Linked DNA regions of Homo sapiens: region 1 is linked to region 2. A link is a loop called in an ENCODE intact Hi-C map of the cell type or tissue named here. Cell type or tissue: B cell. All regions are shown on one strand. Each heading gives the region's core, and the rest is flanking DNA. Links, peaks and the distances in the headings are about the cores only.

Region 1 (9,245 bases), core at 358-8,357, 78 kb after region 2:
GTGTCCCGTCTCTGATTTCCATGATTCAGCCTGGGGAGTTTCCAGAGGGAAAAAGAAGCCCTGCTCAAGCCCAGGGAGACTGGTCTTGGAGGCAGGGAGAAACGCAGCCCCAGGCGGAGAGCACAGGGCACACATCCAGCTATGGATGGACACACATACCCCCACACACTGGCCACTGCGAGCACCCAGAGGGTGGCCTGGGGTGAGACATGGCCTCAACCCCACTAGAGTCACCCCAAGACTGACTGCCAAGGACAGAACAAGGGACAGCATTTCTATATCCCCGACTCCACACCCCTGACCCTCTTACACCCCTCCTGCTGGGGTGGGTGCCAACCATGCCTTGGCCTGAGGACTAAAGGGTTTGAGCAAACCTGGAGTATGTAGAGCTCTGTTTTCTCTCTCTCTTTTTTTTTTTTTTTTGACAAGAGTCTTGCTCTGTCACCCAGGCTGGAGTGCGTGGCCCGATCTCAGCTCACCACAACCTCCGCCTCCCAGGTTCAAGCAATTCTCCTGCCTCAGCCTCCAGAGTGGCTGGGATTACAGGCGCACACCACCACACCTGGCTAATTTTTGTATTTTTAGTAGAGATGGAGTTTCACCATGTTGGTCAGGCTGGTCTTGAACTCCTGACCTCAGGTGATCCACCCACCTCAGCCTCCCAAAGTGCTGGGGTTACAGGCGTGAGCCACCGCACCCAGCCAGGCTCTGTTCTGTTTTACGGTGCTCCCCAAAACAGCTGGAGGAGGGGATCAGCCCATTCATGCACAGCAACACTGAGGCCCCGGGCAGGGAGTAAGCTCTGACCTGGGGCTCTAGGGACTGAGATGCCTGGGATGCCTCTGATAAAGACAGGCCCTTTCCTCAATAGGCACCTCCCTCAGGCCAGGTTCCTTTCCTGGAAGAGTCAAAGGTTCAGGAAGACCCTTCCCCATTTTTTGACCTTGGGAAAAAACTGGCCTCTGAGACAGTTTTCCCATCTGTCACCTGGGACCATAGCTAACAAGTATGGGGCTCTTCCTATGTGCCACACTGTCCATGCTTTATCTCATGTTATCCTCATACCCAATCTCTGAAGGAAGTCCTATTATTGCCCCATTTAGAGCAGGCAATTTGCTTAAGCAGGTGTAATGACGCCTTGTCTATCTGGGATCCCCTGAATCTTGTAGTAAACATTTCCCAATGTGGTGATCTCTGAGCTGACACCAATCAGAAATCAGGCCCACGTACCCCCTCAGGACCTCCCTACTGATGGGCCTCACCATGGGACAAGCCAGGGAAGGCTAGTCCAGGGATGCACGAGTCAAGAAATCAGAGATGGCGCACTGTCCTTCTGGGGCTCCTGTGTGGGGTGTGTTTGTGTGTCTGGGGTTGGGGGAGGCATATGTGCCTAGGACTGGCTAGGGAACTGGAGGCCTGAGGCCTAGGTTTGTGGCTCCACCCTGTCCCTCCCTGACTGGTGACTTTGACCAAGCTCTTTCCGCCACTAAGCCTCAGTTTCCCATTTGTAAAATGGAAAGGAATGGCTCTTGCTTCTCACCCCAAACTACTGCAGAAGTCACGATCCCAGGGCATATCATGGGGAAGGAGGTAGAGATACAGAGGGGAAAAAAAGGATTCCAGACAGCGATCCCCTCCACCCTCCAGACCTCAGGAGGAAGGCCCCAGAGGCCGAGATCAGTCACTGATATGATCTGCAGATAGGAAACTGATTTGAGAGAAGGGTTTTGAGCAGGACGCAGGGCTGAGACTGAACCGTAGAAGAGGTGAGACCTATCGTGGCAAGGAGCATCCAGTCCCTTCCACTCTTAAGTTCCCCAGAGGACATTAAAATAAACAGCAGGCCCTGGCCTGTACAGGCTCACGCCTGTAATCCCAGCACTTTGGGAAGCCGAGGCAGGTGGATCACCTGAGGTCGGGAGTTCGAGAACAGCCTGACCAACATGGAGAAACCCTGTCTTTACTAATAATACAAAAATTAGCCGAGCGTGGTGGTGCATGCCTGTAATCCCAGCTACTCGGGAGGCTGAGGCAGGAGAATTGCCTGAACCTGGGAGGCAGAGGTTGCAGTGAGCCAAGATCACGCCATTGCACTCCAGCCTGGGCAACAAGAGCAAAACTCCATCTCAAAACAATAAATAAACAAACAAACAAATAAATAAAAAAAAATAAACAGCAGGTCCTAATAATGCACACTCACTGTCCACCAGGCACTGTGCTAAGCATTTCACATGCATTTTCTCACCGGATTCTACTACAATTATTATTATCCTCATTTTACAGATGAGGCAACTGAGGCTCAGGGACATAAAGCCACCTGCCTAAGGTCACAAGGTCAGTAAGTGGCAGAGCCAGGATTTAAACCCAGGTCTGTGTGACTCCAGGGCCTGGTGCTCCAACCCTGGCTGAGGGTTCCACAGCACATGGAGGGAAGGAAGACTTCAGCTAAAGGGTGAGGTCCAGTTCAGCTCTCGGCTTGGGGAAATCCCCTAGGTTTCCCTTGGGTCCTGGAGGGTGGCTCTCAGGGCCCTGTTGCAGAGAAGTCTGCAGCTGTACCCCAAGGCCCTGGAAAAGATGGGGAAGGGGCTGCGGGTGGGCCAGACGGGGCAGGCTGGGCCAGAGCTCCGGGCATTCCGCAGCCTCCGCAGGAAGCAGAACGGGACGGAAACCGGCTCCGGCCTCCTCCCCCAGAATCCTGTGGGCAGCCCAGCCGGCCGCACAGAGGCCCTCTTTGTGCCTGCCCCAACCCGCCACCCGCGGCTGGCCCAGGGTTTTGAGTTTCCTGGGGGGTGGGGGCCCAGCCACTGCTAAGCCTCCATCTAGCTCCTCTCCCGGGGGCAGTCACAGCAGTCCACAGCTGGAGGAGGAAGAGAGGGGATGGCCAGGGCCACTCTAGAGACCCTGGGGGCCTGGAGTCTGCCCACACCCCATTCCTCCAACATTTACACACCCAAATCAGGGGCTGGAGGTGGGAGGAGGGACCCAGAGACAGAGCTGAGGTCACCCCCCAGAGTCTGCCTCTGCCAGCAGCCACCAAGCCCATCATGACACACCTGGAACCCCCCGCCCCATCCCACGCCATCCTGGCGCTCTTGGGCCTAAAGTGGTGTACACAGTGAGGTTGGGCAGGGGCCGGGCAGTCCTTGTCAAACCATTTCCCACTCTCCGAGGCTCCCTGGACACAGGGCTCAGCAAGCTGAGGCCTCAAGCTCACTTCCCAGTATTTCGGGGGACAAAAGCCCCTCGGGTGGCATAACTACCCAAGGATGCTGGGCACCTGGGAGCGGGCTCAGGGGGCTGGAGTGTGTATGGTGACGAGAGCAATGCATACAGTGTGTTTTCGCGTGTCTACCTGGGAGGTGTGCTGCACAACTGTGTGTGTGTCCAGTGGACTGTGAATGTGCCCGGTTGAGTGTGTAGTCTCAAGATGTCGCCCTCTACAGACCACAGCATTAAAGCATATATGGGGATCATGTAGCAGTGCTGGGGGAGATCTTTGACTCTGTGACCTCCCTGAGGGTAAAGTGGAGGCATGTGTGTGCGACCCAAGTCTGTGAATGTACATGGATGTCCAAGTGCACGTGTGTGCGAATAGGGTGGTTTACGTGGTGAGAGGATGTTTGTGGAGTCTTCTGGTCTGTACGTGTCAACACATCTTTGCCGCATGAATGCCAGTGTGTGTATGTCCGCATGCACTGTGAGTTGTGTCAGGAGCTCTGGGCTGTATGAGTCTGGGGCCCTACTGGGACGGGGATGGTGTAGACAGGAACTGGTGCCAGCTGCTAGGGCCCCTATGGAAACAGGAAGCTGCCCACAGGTGCACCTGGGCTGTGGTGGGGGCTGGTTCCATCCAGGTTCAGTTTGTGCCTCTGAGAAACCAACCCAGGGTTCCACTAGCTGAGAATCTGTCCCAGCTCTAAGGGGGACACCTGTCTTGTCTGCTGTTCAAGGTCCAACAGCTCTGGCCAGTGTCTACCCGCCTGCCTGGCCTGAGCGTGGAAAAAACTGGAAAACAAAAGCCCCCAGACCGCAGGCCCTCCCTGCAGAGGCGTGGGGGAGGCAGGCGAGAGGCGGGAGGCTGAGGAGGAGGGAGGGAGGTGTCGCCGCAGCCCCGGAACACAAAAATAATGAGGCGAGAGGGGCCATGGGGCCGAGCCGGCTGGTTCCGGAGTCGCTATCTGACCTTGACAGATGCCACAGCTGGGCGCCTGGAGAGGAGCCGCCGCCACAGTGCTGCAGAACCCCCCCAGCACCTCCCCCAGGCCAGGGTCGATGGAGGCTCAGGCTGGCCCCAGCCACAGGCAGCCACCCCATGAGGCGGGAGCCAGAAGACCTCGGAGCACCTCCCAGTAGGGTGGATGGGGATGGGGTTGGGGGGTCTGGAGGCAAGGGAGTGGGAGCAGGGCCACTGCAGGGCACAGGAGGCAGCAGTGGGGTCTCCTGAGGGTGCCCCCGCCCTCAGGTAAGGCTACATGTGTGAGAAGCACGCAGAGCCTGCCATTGTGTGTGTGTGTGTAGCTTGGCTGTGGGGCTGAGTGTGTGTGTAGAAGGGAAGTAAAGCGTGAGTATGGGTGTGACAAAAATTGTACTTGTGTGCCTGTGTCCTTGGGGTCACACAAGGCTGGGAAGACAGGCTAATGTCCATGAAATGAGTGTGGCCACATCACTTGGTGTGGGCACCGATCACTCCCCAAACTCATTTAAAGCCATAGCTGTCCTGGCAGGTGTGAGCCATGCTGGGTCTAGGGGTAGGGTGGGAGACAAAGAGAGCCACAAGTCTTGTCACTTGCAGATGGCGGAGGGGCGCCCCTCCGGCCCTTCCTGACCTACCCTCTCTCCCGCTATGGCGGTTGTCCCAAGCACTCAGTGATGGGCACGGGGCTGGGCACCGCCACTCTAGGGACATCAGCCAGGGGCTGGGGTGTGAGTTGCAGGAGGGGATGCAGGGCTGGAGGGGGATTAGCAATTCCGAGCACTGGCTGCATAATTAAAAAATCATTACGGCAGGCGGGCAGAGCTGAGTGTGAGCTCACGCTTAGAGCGGGCGGGGACACTGCCATGGCGCTCCCCCTCCCACTGCTTCCCCGAGGAAAAATCCCACCTGCTAATATAATTATGGAAAAACACAAGCACAGAAATTTGGTTTCAGCAAACAACGTGCCTCAGTGCCCAGGGCCTGCCTGGCCCTCAGCACAGCGAGCAGGCTGGCCACTGGCATCCAGGGCTCATGGCAGTAAGGCAGGCCCTGCTAGGTCCAGACATTACCTCCACCCCCTCAGCAACCCCCCAAGAGAGGAGACTGGGAGGGGTATACAAAGCCCAGCTCCCTAAATCCCAAATTCAGGAGAAAATGGGCTGGTGCTGATGGTTTACAAACGGGGAAACCGAGGCTAAGGACTCTACATAAGGTCACTGTGTTTGTGGCAAAGCCAAGAGGAACTGGATCCGTGCTCAGTGCAACACCTCAGGGCTCAACATCCCCTCCCGACTCCCCCTATCAGTCATCCCCCAGCCTTCTCCGCTCCGCCTGGGATAAGCATATCTCTCCCGAGACTGAAGAGAGCCTCCAAGCCAGGTACCCCGGCATGGCCCAGAGCCTACTCAGACCTGCACGCCACGATGGGGTTCAGGGATAGGGCGTCCTGGGCTCGTCTGGGTTAAGCCAGGCGAGCAGAGCTGGCTCCCGCCCCGAGAAACGCGGCCAGCTCTGGGGCACAGGCCCCAGAACGGCAGGAACAGCCGCCATCACCTCGGGCCTGGAGCGGGCAGCGGGCCTGGAGCGGGCAGTGGGCGGCGCGGGAGGTAGCCGGGCCTAATTAGTCGGCCTGGGACCCGGGCGGGCGCCGGGGCGGCAGACGCGGCCGCCAGAGCCGCGCAGGCACGTCCGCGTCCGGCTGGGAGGCGGCAGGGAGCCGGGAGGCGCCCTGAGCCGCGGCGGGACGGGCAGCCTGGGAAGGCCTGGGCCAAGGAGATTCCGCACCGAGAAGGCTGGCCTCCCCTCATTCCACGGTGCCACCAGGCGCAGCAATTAGAGGCTTTCAAAGTTTGTCCTTAATTGGTTTCATTTTTGCCTCATAAATGATTCATGGCCCCAGAGGTCTGGGAGGCGGAGGGAGTGGCAGGGGAAATTTGGGGAGGTTTTTGCCTCGGGCCAGGCCCCCTACCTGAGGTTGGGGAGGGTGCCGCAGGCCCAGCCCAGGAAGGGATGAGAGGGGCTGGGAGGCCTCGGGCAGGTGGGACCCTGCAGCAAAAATTAAAACCCAGGCCCTCTCCTTGGAGCGCTGACTAATTAGGAACTGCAACTTCTTTTCAGCACACCAGAGCTCTGCATCCAGGCCTGGAGCCACCGCAGCTGCTGGGGCCCTGGGAGCATGAATAATAATGTAATGATAACAAAATAACAGTGTCAGTAGTAATAATAAGGATGGCGAGAACAACATATGCGTGATCTCTTTCAGCCACCCCTGCTCCCCCAAACACTAAGATCTGTTTTACAGATGAAGAAACTGAAGCTCATAGGCCTGCCCTCTGACCCTCAGTCTGATGCCACAACCCCTTAACCCCCAAACCCCCAAGCTCTTAAGAGCACAGGACTGACTATTCACCCTCCAGGAATAGTGCCAGGAGGGTCAGGAGCTGCAGGGCCTAAGGAAGCCTAGGAATGGTCCTGAGGCCTGAAAGAAGACCCCAGCCGGTACCAAGTGGCCCCACACCCACCTGAACCAGGCTGGCTCTGCCCCTCAACAGGCTGTGTGACCTTGCAGGGCCTTAACTGACCCATCTGTAAAATAGGGGCACAAGAGCCCTATGCCCCCACATTGAGTGCTAACCCAGTGCTGGGCACTAGGATAGACAGGAGATACCATGGACCCCGTGGTCAGAGAGCTCCCAGTGTAGGGACACACAGAGAAAGGTTTAAAAAAGTCTGTGCAGAGAACCCTGAGTGCTCAGTCAATGGGCAAAGTGCTGGGGAGCAGTACCCAGAGGGCTTCTTGGAGGAGGTGAGGTGGGAGGAGGAAATGCCTCTCCTCTGACCCCATAACCAGCCTACACAGGATGCTCAGGGAGTGGGTGTGACCCACTTAAACCCAAGACTGGGGTTGGACCTTGAAGAAACCCAGAACTACAGACCACATCAGAGTGACAGGGATGCAAAGTGCCCAGCTCAGCCTGCCCATGATGCTCCCTTTGATCCTGAACAGCTATGGGAGGTGAGGCATACTAAACTGAGCAGGGCCCACCTGGCCCCTGGAAATCCTGGAGGTGAGGGAACACAAGAAACAAGTCAGAGGGTAAATGCTGGGTGGGCTGACTCCGTTGGAGCAGGGCCCAGGGTCTCACAAATATCATCTCCTGTATTCTTCAGTTCCTCTGACACATGCACCAGGCTCCCCTCTCAAAACCCACTGGTCCTCAGGCCCCAGCCACAGCACAGTCTCAGTCAGCTCACTGCTCTTCCACCCAGCCTGCCTCCACTGGGCAGTGAAACAGCCTGCGCCAGAGCCAGCACCACTTCAAGTGGTTATGCGTCCCTGCACCTCTCCGCAGCTCTCTGAATGGCATCTGTGATCATCCCCATTTCCCGCATGAGCAAAATGAGGCTTAGAGAAGCTAAGGGACCTGCCCAAGGCCACATAGCTCAGGAGCGCCCACGTTCATCTCCCTGGCCTCTTTGTGGCTCAGTATCCCTGACCTGTCCCAGGCCTGGCCATTCTTGCCCCAGCCCTGACCCTTCTCCTGTCTGGACAAAGACCACACCAAAGCCCACGCTCCTGCAGAAACTAGGACTTGATCTGGCTGAGGCTTGTGGTCAGAAGACCCACAGGAGGTCCAGGAGGTAGTGGGGGTCTCTGTGTACCCTGAGACCCCTGGGGCATGGGGGTCTTCTGAGGCTTGGATGGGGTAGTAGGGGAAGCTCCCACAGGCACACACAGGGATGGGGGTGAAGGGGGTGAAGGGGCTGGCCATATTCTGTGGCTTCCTCCCTGGGAAGAGTCAACTTCAAGGCCCCTATCACCCATACTTGGGAGGAGGCCGCCCATGGGATTCTGAAGCTGGGGCACACGTCCTCTGGAAATGAGACTGAGCTCTACCCACCTCTGCTCCACCCTGCTGGAGGACACTGCTGAGAAGCCGGGCAAGGCCCACCCTCTCTGAGCCTCAGTGGCTTCATCTGCACACTGGCCCGATAATGTCCTTTGAGCCCTTTGAAAAAGCCTTTGAGAATAGGTTTAGAGGTTTTCCTTGAGAAAAGGGGTTTGGAAGAACTGGTCTATTTTTGGTTGGGGGCACTTGAGACACTGGGGTCAGTGTACCATAGCAGCTTGACAACGGCTTGTTGAACACACAAACAAGTGGCCGGGTTCTTATCCTCAGCAGGTCTGGTCAACAAACCCTTCCCAGGTGCCCACTCTGGGCCAGGACACTGGTCTGCCCTTTGCTCCTCGCTGTCCATCTACCTGTTCCAGGGCTGCCCAGCCAGGTCACCGGGGTCCCTCTGCCCAGCTTGCCCGGAAGCTGCACGTCTCCAGTGGGTCAGCACTGACGTCAGCAAGACTGGCCGGGCGTGGAGCCCGCCACCTCCGGAACCACCAATTAATTAACTTTTTCAAATTAATTTCCCAAGCAAAATTCCATAATTACATCTGTCTCCATCAGCCCAAGCTGGGCAGGCAAGAGGACCCTGCAATGAGATGGAATGTGGTGTAAGGGGGTGGCCATAACAGCCCTGGGACCAGGTCAGAGAGGCCACTGGGGGTTAGGTTTTACCACAGTTGGGCACTGGCCTGGCATCCTTATGGATGCTATCTGGGAAAGGAGGGGGCTGAGAGACCAGAGCATTCCAGCAAGGAGGTGGGGGCTCTGGGAGACCCATGGCCGGCCCAGCTCATCCCGGTGCCCCCATCCCCCACCCCGGTGCCCCTAAACCACAGCGGGTCTTGGCATGGCCCAGTAGCAGCACAAGCACCGCGAGGCTGAGGAGGCCGCGGCTGCGGCGTTCTAATTTCCCAAAGGGGCTGAGATTAATTAGCTCACACACAGGCGCAGAGAGGGAGAGGAGAGTGGGAGCAGGAGCGGGCAGCGTCAGGCGAGGAGCTGGCTGGCACTCCCCCCTGCCCGCCCAGCAGGCAGTTGGCGGCCTTGACAGCCTGGGTGCTCTGAAGGTCAGTGGCCAAGCTGGCTGAGCCAGCAGATTGGCACCATCTCCTTCCCAGAATCCTCAAGACCAAGGCTGGGGTACAGTG
Region 2 (9,245 bases), core at 736-8,735:
TGTGTGTTTGTCACCAGGTGCATCTGTATGCACCTGTTCATGCCTATTTGTGCTGTGTGTGCACTTGTGTGTGTGTTGGATGGGTGGCTGTCCTCGTGCCCATGTGCACTTGAGTGTGAGTGTGTGCGTGATTGTGTCTCTCCATCGCTTTGCCTCTGTATGTCTCCTTGCCTGTGTGCACCCAGGTGACAGTGCATGCTGGTGATGAGTTGAGCTGGGCTGGATGTGTGGGTGGGAGTGGAAGGGTGTTCTTATGGTAGGGGGAGAGTTATATGTTTTTAGGGAGAGGCAGAAACAGAAAAAGAGACATGGATGGATGGAATTATGGGCCGGCAGAGAGAGAGTGAGAGCCAGAGGAACCTAGTAGAGAGAGACGTGACCAGTAGGAGAACTAAGCTTTGAGGAGTGTGAGGGGCTTGGCAGTGTCGAGGATCTGCCAAGGACAACCACCTCCACCACTGAGTCAAGAGGCTGGACTGGCTGGGTGCAGTGGCTCACACCTGTAATCCCAGCACTTTTGGAGGCTAAGGTGAGAAGATTACCTGAGGTCGGGAGTTCCAGACCTGCCTGGACAACATAGGAAGACCCAGTCTCTACAAAAAAATTTAACATTAGCCGGGCATGGTGACACATGCCTATAGTCCCAGCTACTTGGGAAGCTGAGGTGGGAGGATTGCTGAGTCTAGAAGGTTGAGGCTGCAGTGAGCAGAGATCATGCTACAGCACTCCAGCCTGGGTGACAGAACGAGACCCTGTCTCAAAAAAAAAAAAAAAAAAAAAGGCTGGACCCTAGCCATGCCATGGAAACACTGTCCTAGAGTGGCCAAAGAGCAACCTTGGAGGTCATCTCTCCTTCCCTGATGATGGGCGGTGATGAGCATCGACATCTCAATTATCTCACAGAACGCTCACAGGCACACTGTGAAACACGCACTATTACAATTTCCACTTTGTAGATACCAAAACTGAGGCTCATTGACTTGCTCTCAACAAGTAAAGTAGAGCCAGGGTCTGAACCTGGGTTTGTCTAATTGCAAAGGTCTTGCCACATTCATTACTGTTTCCCCAGGGTTCCCAGTTGGTCACACTTGAAGGGGGTGGGAGGAGAGTCTGTGTGAGTATGTGTAGGTGGGTGGGTATGCCTCCCCATCTGCCTGGGCACTCTCTGAACCCCAGGCTGCTGTGCCCCTAGGGCCAGCACACAGTAGATGCCAAAGAAATATCTAAGTAGGGAACCAAGAGTAGCTGGCAGAAGGGAGCTTGGGGTGGGGAGAGGAGTTTGTGAACCATCCCAAGGATACTGGCCACCTCCGCCCCCCTCTCAGGCAGGAGGTGCTGTCTTGAGTCCCAGAAGACTGTGGAGTAGGAGCTGAGATTTTCCCAGAGCTAGGCTGGGCTCTGCCTCATCTTCATTCATACCCAGAGCTGAACCACCTGGATGTATCTCTAGACCAGCATCATGTCTCACCTGTCCCTCCTCTACCCAAGCCACAGTGATATCCAGACCCTGCCATGCCCCCAGGAACATTTGGGGCCCTGAATAAGGATCCCCATGGGAGAGGCCTGCACAGGAACCATTAGTCAGGAGCCAATTTGGAGCCCTGGGCTTAGTTTCCCCCATCTATAATGGCATTTCTTTGAGGAGTAGTAGGAGGGATCTAAATCGCTCAGTCCTGGGCCTCCTTGCTCAGCCTGGAGAACCCCACCCTGGAAGTTGCCCCAGGCCTCAGATCCAGCAAGGCTGGATAGAGTGAGGAATGCAAACCCAGAATGGGCTTCAGCCTCCCTCTTGCCCCAGACACCCAGGCCCCACAAGGGTTCCTCTTCCCCAGGCTCTTGACAGACTCTTTCCCTGAACCATCATCCCATCAGTGGCCTTGTTCTGCTCTCATTTACTGACCAGGTGCCAGGGGTGGGAGGGGCTTGGGCCTCCCCTAGGGCAACCTCCAGGAGGAAACCTAGCTTTGTGCTGAACCTTCACCCTGCCTTTTCTGCAGGCCCCACATCTGGAACCATTTCAGGCAGAAGCATAAGGCTGAGCTGCCCCTCCTTTGATGATGTGGCTATGGGGAAGGGTCATGCCCTTTGGAAGGTTGGGGGTTACAATGCATGGAGGGCAGCCCTCCTGAGGCTAGGAAAAGGGAGGAGAGGGAGCAACAGGAATGGGCAGGGCTGGTGGAGGCTGGGCAGTTTGGAGTTGAGATATTCATATTTTGGGTTTTTTTTTGTTTTGTTTTTTTGTTTTTGAGATGGAGTCTTGCTCTGTCGCCCAGGCTGGAGTGCAGTGGCATGATCTCAGCTCACTGCAAGCTCAGCCTCCTGGGTTCACCCCATTCTCCTGCCTCAGCCTCTGAGTAGCTGGGACTACAGGCGCCTGCCACTACACCTGGCTAATTTTTTTGTATTTTTAGTAGAGACGGGGTTTCACCGTGTTAGCCAGGATGGTCTCTATTTCCTGACCTCGTGATCCACCCACCTCGGCCTCCCAAAGTGCTGGGATTACAGGCATGAGCCACCACACCCAGCCTGGTTTTTTTTTTTTTTTAAGACGGTCTCGATCTGTTGCCCAGGCTTGAGTATAGTGGCACAATCACGGCTCACTGCCTCAACCTCCTGGGTTCAAACCATCCTTCTTCTTCAGCCTCCCAAGTTGCTGGAACTATATGCTCACACCACCATACCAGCTAATTTTTGGTGTTTTTCATTTGTTTGTTTGTTTTTGTTTGTTTGTTTGTTTTGTAGAGATGGTGTTCTGTCATGTTGCCCAAGCTGGTCTCAAACTCCTAGGCTCAAGCAATCTGCCCACCTCGGCCTCCCAAAGTGTTAGGATTACAGGCATGAGCCACTGTGCCCAGCCAGTTGAGGTAATTGTGTCTTGGTGCCCAGCACTGGAAGAGAAGCAACTCCTCCAATATGTGGGATCAGGGGACAACTGCAGAAAGGATACCGTAGATGACCAGCATCTTCATCCCTGAGGAAAGGAATCCAAGCTTCACTCTTGGTACGCCTCAGTTTCCCCATTATTTAAATGGAGACATTACTTTCCACACAGGATTCTGGGGAGGATCCATGGTGAGATGATGTTTTGGCACAGGGCCAGCACATCCTAGCTGCTCAGAATGGGGCAGTGGCTGCTGCTGTTGCTACTATTACTGCTTTGTTTAAAACATAGCTGCTTCCACCAAAGCTGCCATCCAGCTGAGAAGATCAGGACAACACACCCAAATCAGTCAGAGAAAATGCAATCAGACACTGGAACTCTGGGAGAGAAGGATCCTGGAGGGCTGGGCAGTCAGGAAGAAGTTCTCAGAGGAAGTAACCTGGGGCTGAACTTCAGAGATGGGAGAGTGAAGCCAGCCAGAGTGGTGGGTAGAGGGCATGCTAGGGGGGAACCGACTGAGCAAAGCCCTGGAACAGGAGGGTGCCCTACAGGTCAGGTGGGCCTGAGTGTGTAAGAAGCAGAGAAGCCAGCTGGGGTCGGTTGGGTGCTCCAGGGGGCCTGACTTACCCTGGGGAGACGAAGGGGGAGACTGGATGCTAACTGCCACCTTTAAGGAAGGACTGTCTGCCCTGAGGCCCATCCCACCTGCACTCCATCCCAACAGAAGTCCCGAGGATCCGCAGGGGGCCACTGACACCCACCCCTATGTATTCACCCCCCCCAACATACCCCAGGGCTCCTAGAAATCAGGTGACTGCTCCCTTCTCTCTTTATTTATTCTCTGTTTTTTCCCTTTTCAGGAGACGATAATTATTCAGATCATCGCGGTGATTTACTCGGCAATCAGAGCCGCTCGATGCGGTGGCCGCGGAGCCGAGACAGACGAGCATTGCCTAGGAGGACGGGCCGGGGGCTCAGCGCCCCTCCCTCCCACCTGCCCGGCCTTTGTTCTCTTCGAGGTCTGCACCCGCGCTGCCTGGCGGGCAGTGGAGGCGCCCACCCGCGCGGACATGGCAGCAAGCTCGGGGTCTTGGGAATGAGTGTGCACATGAGTTCGCCCGGGGGAGGGGAGTTTGGGGGCTCGTGTGTTGCTGGGTGCTGGCTTGAAAATGATGGAGTACCTGTGTGCATGTTTGGGGGTGGTAGTGGTGGTGGTTGGGAGTGTACTAATGCACGAGCATTGCGGTCAGGTGTGTAATTGGAATGTGTGCACCTGTGTGATTACCGGGGGCCTAGGGTACATCTGTCTCCACAGGCTTGTTCAGAAGTGCAATGGGCAGGTGCCCAAATATGTGTATTTTAGGCACATAGCGGGGAGGAGAAGAGAGTTGGGGCTCTTGTGCTGAAGCTGTCTGAGGTGATCATGGAATCATGGATGTGGCAGGGCTGGGTTCTAGCTCAGCCTCTCGAACCGTGTCTGGCTGGGTAGGTGGGGTGGGGGCGGGGGAGTGTGAATCAGCTCAGATCCAAATGCCGAGTTTTCCTGGGTCAGTGCTGGGGCCCCGGGGGTCACGTGAATACAGATGTGGCTCGGTTCACAGGCTGTGTTCACACGTGTCCGCAGACCTTCGCCCCCTCCCGCCCGCGGGCTGGCGCAGTGACGGTGACCTCATTACCGCCTCCGCAAAGGCCCCTTGAAATCCCTGCGCCGTCGCATTTGGCTGCTCAAAGTGATGGGAACGGCCTGAGCTTCCTGATCAATCGCTTAAAATTCAGGGTCGGCTCGCTCGCGGGAGAGGGCTGCCTGCCAGCCCCGCGCACCGCGCTCTGCCGCCTCCCCCTACACCCCCTCCTTGCTTTGGCGGGGCGATGCTGTCGTATTGGAAAACATCCCCGCGCTGGCTGGGGGGCCCGGTGGGGCCAGCGCTGGAAGCCGTTCCACTCGAGCAGATGGCTGTGAAACTTTGGCGGCGAGATAAATTGGGTCTGACGGCGTGAGGCCGGCTCACAGATGGGCGGGATTCTCACGCCGGCCCCCACGTCCGGCCGGGCTGCGGGCAGGGCCGACACCGCTCAGAGCCCCCTTTGGGCACCCGCCTCGCCAGCACAAGCCTTCAGGAGGCCACCCATCCGGCAACAGCCTTCCTCAGCCGAAGGCGCCCTCCACCACATTCCTTCCGGCCCCAGATCTCCCCAGAGACGAGCCCAGAGGGAGGGACAGCCCCCAGCCCCCGCCCGGTCACCTCCGCCAAGCTGGCAGCTGGGCTTTCCCCCTCCTCTGCCATCCGCAGAGGCCTGAAGCGTGAAGGTTAACAGCTGGGGGGGAGGCTGCGTCTCCCTCTCTCACCCCCGCTCTGCTGCAGCCCCGCCCACCTGCCAGCCCAGGGGATGTCGTAAACAGGGCTGTGAGGTGTGTGTGTGTGCGGGGGGTTGGGGGTAACTGAAGGGGGGGAGACAAGAGAGAGTCAGACAGACAAAGAGAGGAACGAAAATGAGCAAGAGGCGAGCGGAGACCTGAGCAGAGACTGAGGGACAGAGACAGCTAGAGACAGAGACAGGCAGAGAAAGAAATGGAGATGGAGATGTGGAGATAGACACGGAGACACCCAGAGAGAGAAGGGAGGGAGGAGGAACCTCAGAGCCAGAGAGGAGACACACAATGAAAGTGGGAGGAGGGCGAAGGACCGGGCGAGGGGACAGGATACTGGCAGAAATGCAGGCTGCCTCGAGCTGCGGACGACCGTGGAGGGTGGGGACGAGCCGAGGTTGGGAGCAGGGTGCGACCCTGGGCTACCCTCACTCCTGCACCCACCACCAGGGCTGGGAGCCAGAGCGAGGGAGCGTCGCTGCCCCTGGGTGCGCCCTCCATCGCTACGCCACTTGCCCGCCTCGGCTTCCCCGGGAGCGCTAGATGAAGGGAATGGCGGGGTTGGGGAGCCGTGGGGGTCAGGGGGTGCTGCGCGGCCATCACACTGCCGCAAAGCCAGCCTGTCTAGCAGCCTCCCTCGCGCATCAGTCCAGCGGGCAGATATCGATCCCGCCCAGCCAAGCTCTATACTCGCGGCCTGCAGCCCGTTCTGTGGCGGTCCTACAAAGAAGCGGGGGTGCCTCACTTCTCGGGCCTCCCCCGCGGGGGATTCTGTACCAGAATAACACCCCCGGGGCCAGGGTCAGGGCGGCACACTCGCCCCCGCCTGTCCCAGCGCGATCCCATTCGGCGGGCCCAGGTAGCCTGCGGCAGGGAGAAGGCTCGGGTGACCCCCCAGCCCCGCCTTCTGCAGGGCGCGCGAGGCCAGAGGAAAAAATCTTCGCTGAGTTGATGAAGTTGAAGTTTCGTTCAGGGCGTGAAGGAGACAGCCAATCAGCGGGCCGTTATTTACATGGGCTCTCTGATTGGCTCTCACGGTGCCTCTTTAGAATGTTACTTTGAGACCTTCACAGAACGAAAAGCCCCCCGCTGGGGGTGGGGGAAGGCTCAGAAGCTCCAAGGTTTCATGTAGGGCTCCCCAGGCCAAGCTTTGAGGGAAGATGGGGAGCTTAGATATAGTTTTGTCCAGCTTTCACGATACAAATGACCAACTTGAGTCTGGAGAGACAGAGAGGTGGAGCTTGGCCTGGATCCAGGAGATGAGTTCGGCCTAGCGCTCTGCAGTGGGCCCACCACCCCTGATACCTAGACGTGTGGTCACCTTGGCGGTGGGGAGGAGGGGCTTGGTCCTGGCAACCCCTCTCATCCAATAGCAAGAGAGGGGCTGATTCAATGGTTTGAGGGGGCAGGAGCAGGTAAACCTGGCGGTGTCGGTCTTGTTTGTGACCGGACAGTGTGGGTGGTACCATCATGTTGGAAACCCCGCAAATAATGCAGCCCCAGAGGCAGGCCAGGCTGACCCTGAGGTCATGTTTCACTTGACAGCCTGGGCAGGCACACGTGAACACAGGAGACCCCCAGGCGGGGGCCTCGGGGCCTCAAGAAGTGGGTTTGCTCTGAAGGGAGTGGCACTGGGCAACCCGCAGCAGCTCCGCACTGCCCCGCACCCGCACTACCGCATCCAGCAGACACTGAGTCACTCTTGGGGACGGGGGCGAAGTCAGGACATTGGCAGCTAGGAGCAGAGAAGTTCTCTCAGAAGGCCTCCACCCTGCCTTCCCCACTGCGTCGGCCCCGCCCACCCATGCTGGGAAAAGGGCCCCCTGGGGTTGCCATTCGCAAATCCTGCCCAGTCTCCTGGCCCACACTCCTCCCCAGGCGACTCAGCATAGATGACTCAGGACTTGGAGTGGGGCTGTTAATGGGCAAATGTGGTGGTAGGGGGGCCTGAGTGTGTGGCCGAGGCTGGAAAGTCCCTCCACCATCTGCCTGTGGCAAATTGAGGGACAGGTAGGAGAATTCACTCTAGTGGGGTTCTAACCCTGCCCCAATTCTTTCACAGTGACACAGCCTGGAGACCCAGCTCTGTCACTCAACTCTACATAGCCTTCACCCAGAGCCTGACAGTGTATATGAACAAGAGGCTGTGCCTGTGAGTACTTGCGTGCCAGCAGCTGGCCTTGTGACATGCCCCTGTGGGACCTTGGGCTGCAGCATCAAGTGCTAGGGCAAACACCTTGTTTGCAGAAGACCCAAGGACCCCACAGCCAGTGCCAGGACAGCTAAGAGACTCCACCACCTGCCACCCCCCAGAACTTACCCTGCTAATGAACCAAACTTGCTGTGTGACTTTGAGTGCAGCTCGCACATCTCTGGGCCTCAAACTTCTCTGTAAAACCATGCCCTCCTGAATGTACCATTCCCAGTGGTGGCAGCTGCAGAGAAATCACAATAGCAGGGGCAGGGTCCAAGAAGGGCCTGAGAAGCTGGTTCAGCCTGTGGTCTGGGAGCCAAGTGGGGCAGGGACAAGATTGCCAAGTCCCACGGTTCTCACCAATTCTCATAATCTCATCTCTCCTCTTGTCTTCCTGCCCGCCTCATAAATAGCAGGAGGCTGGGCTGGGTCTGGGGCAGGAGCGGGGAGCTGCATGTGTGCATTTGTGTGTGTGTGTGTACACACACATGGGGAGGGTGTGAGAGCCTTCCCCCCACCCCCGCCGCTGCCACCATCGTGCTCTGAGAAGCTGAGATAATCCCTCGCCATCTGTCTTGTGTTGCTAACCCACTCAGCCGGACAGCTGCCCGGGCCACAGCTCTACAGGCGAGCAGGCGGGGGAATGAGGGGCATGGGGGGAGCTAGCCAACTCTGAGGACCAGGCAGCAGGGACACTCAGTCCTCCCATCCCAGAATACCCCTGCTCTAGAAAGGGAAAGTAAAGTCAGAGAGGGGACAGGCAGGACTTCCCCCATTCCTGCTTCTGAACCTGGGAAGGATTGGAGGAGTGGAGACCATTCCCTGGTCTGGGAGTTGGAGGCCGAGCCTCCCAGAATGCAGGAAGGTGATACAGGATCACCGTCTAGCTTATGTTGTTATGAGCCCACACAGATCACTGTGATGGGAGGGGTGCAGTAGGACAAGTCAGGCCTTCTGGGCGCAGGGAAGGGAAGAAGGGGTCGTCTCATACTTCCCCAGCCTCCAGACAGGCCAGTGTCCCAGGCCTCCAATGGTCAACTTCCCAGAGCCAGGAGGAGAAGGCAGGCTTCTAGGATTTGGGGTGGATAATGCTTAGTGTACAGGCCCATTGTTCTGATGAGGAAACTGAGGCTCAGAGAGTGAAGTGACTTGCCCCAGCTCACCCCATGAGTGGAGGAGCTGGAACTTGGACCAGACATCAGGCTCCAGCAGCCCTAGCTCTGCAGCCTGTTCTTTCTGCCTGCTCCCCATCATCAAGCCCCTCACCCTGCCTCACCTTCCCAACTTGTGGCTATCCCATCCTGGGGCTCTGATGTTCTGTCAGCTGAAGCCCAGCAACCAGACTCTCAGCAGTATGGTCCCAATGCAGTCCAGGGGATTTCAGCCATGACAAGCAGAGCCTGAGGAAGGATGAAACTGTGCACTCAGTGTGGGCTCCCACCCTCCGCCCCTTCCCTGTCAATCATCTTTCACCTCTCCCACACAATTAGCATGCTTCCACACACATGCACTCTCAAATACAGATCGTACACACTCATGTGATCACACAGACAGGTCCTCACTCACAAAAAGACATAAACAGTCACACCTACAGGGATTGAAACATACAATCTTACAGATACAAAGGCAAACTCAGACAGCCTCTCACCTCCTCACACCAACACGCAGACCCCAGCACTCACACCAAACACACATTCCACCCCCACAACCTCCACACACTGCAGGCTCCCAGTTCCTAAATCTCACCAGCTTCCAACCTCCCAGGTTCTCCATCTTACCCCACACGAAGCAGTAACCCTCCA

Evidence for each region. Hi-C counts contacts between places; a loop is a spot of excess contacts. Peaks named below come from ENCODE experiments on the same cell type or tissue, not always from the same donor. Only the 100,000 strongest peaks of a DNase experiment are listed, where the experiment ranks them.
Region 1: a loop joins it to region 2, with 10 times the contacts of the local background. A loop is called at or near these places in 3 of 110 quality-filtered maps.

What each region holds. Positions count from the first base shown.
Region 1 is chr5:139,665,018-139,674,262 of GRCh38, reverse strand. All of the region lies in intron 1 of CXXC5 (CXXC finger protein 5), which reads right to left. It overlaps LOC124901084 (a long non-coding RNA gene), which reads left to right and starts at 5,488. Exons shown (of 2, transcript XR_007058962.1): 1 at 5,488-5,575; 2 at 6,314-6,437. RefSeq lists enhancers at 1-53, 3,710-3,789, 3,800-3,949, 6,420-6,469 and silencers at 5,780-6,039, 6,050-6,129. In B cell, for the core only: CTCF peaks have their summits at 3,242 and 3,444 (motif pointing left); DNase peaks (open chromatin) are centred at 2,492, 3,672, 5,532, 6,082 and 2 weaker places; H3K4me3 peaks cover 5,140 bases; H3K27ac peaks cover 8,000 bases.
Region 2 is chr5:139,743,326-139,752,570 of GRCh38, reverse strand. It overlaps PSD2-AS1 (PSD2 antisense RNA 1), which reads left to right and starts at 6,348. Exons shown (of 3, transcript NR_105053.2): 1 at 6,348-6,377; 2 at 7,312-7,401. It also overlaps a transcript of PSD2 not described here. RefSeq lists silencers at 159-310, 4,283-4,332, 8,002-8,595 and enhancers at 3,238-3,885, 4,583-4,692, 5,831-6,478. In B cell, for the core only: no CTCF peak of the experiment used is centred there; DNase peaks (open chromatin) are centred at 4,540, 5,090, 6,210, 7,390 and 3 weaker places; H3K4me3 peaks cover 2,667 bases; H3K27ac peaks cover 3,049 bases; H3K27me3 peaks cover 185 bases.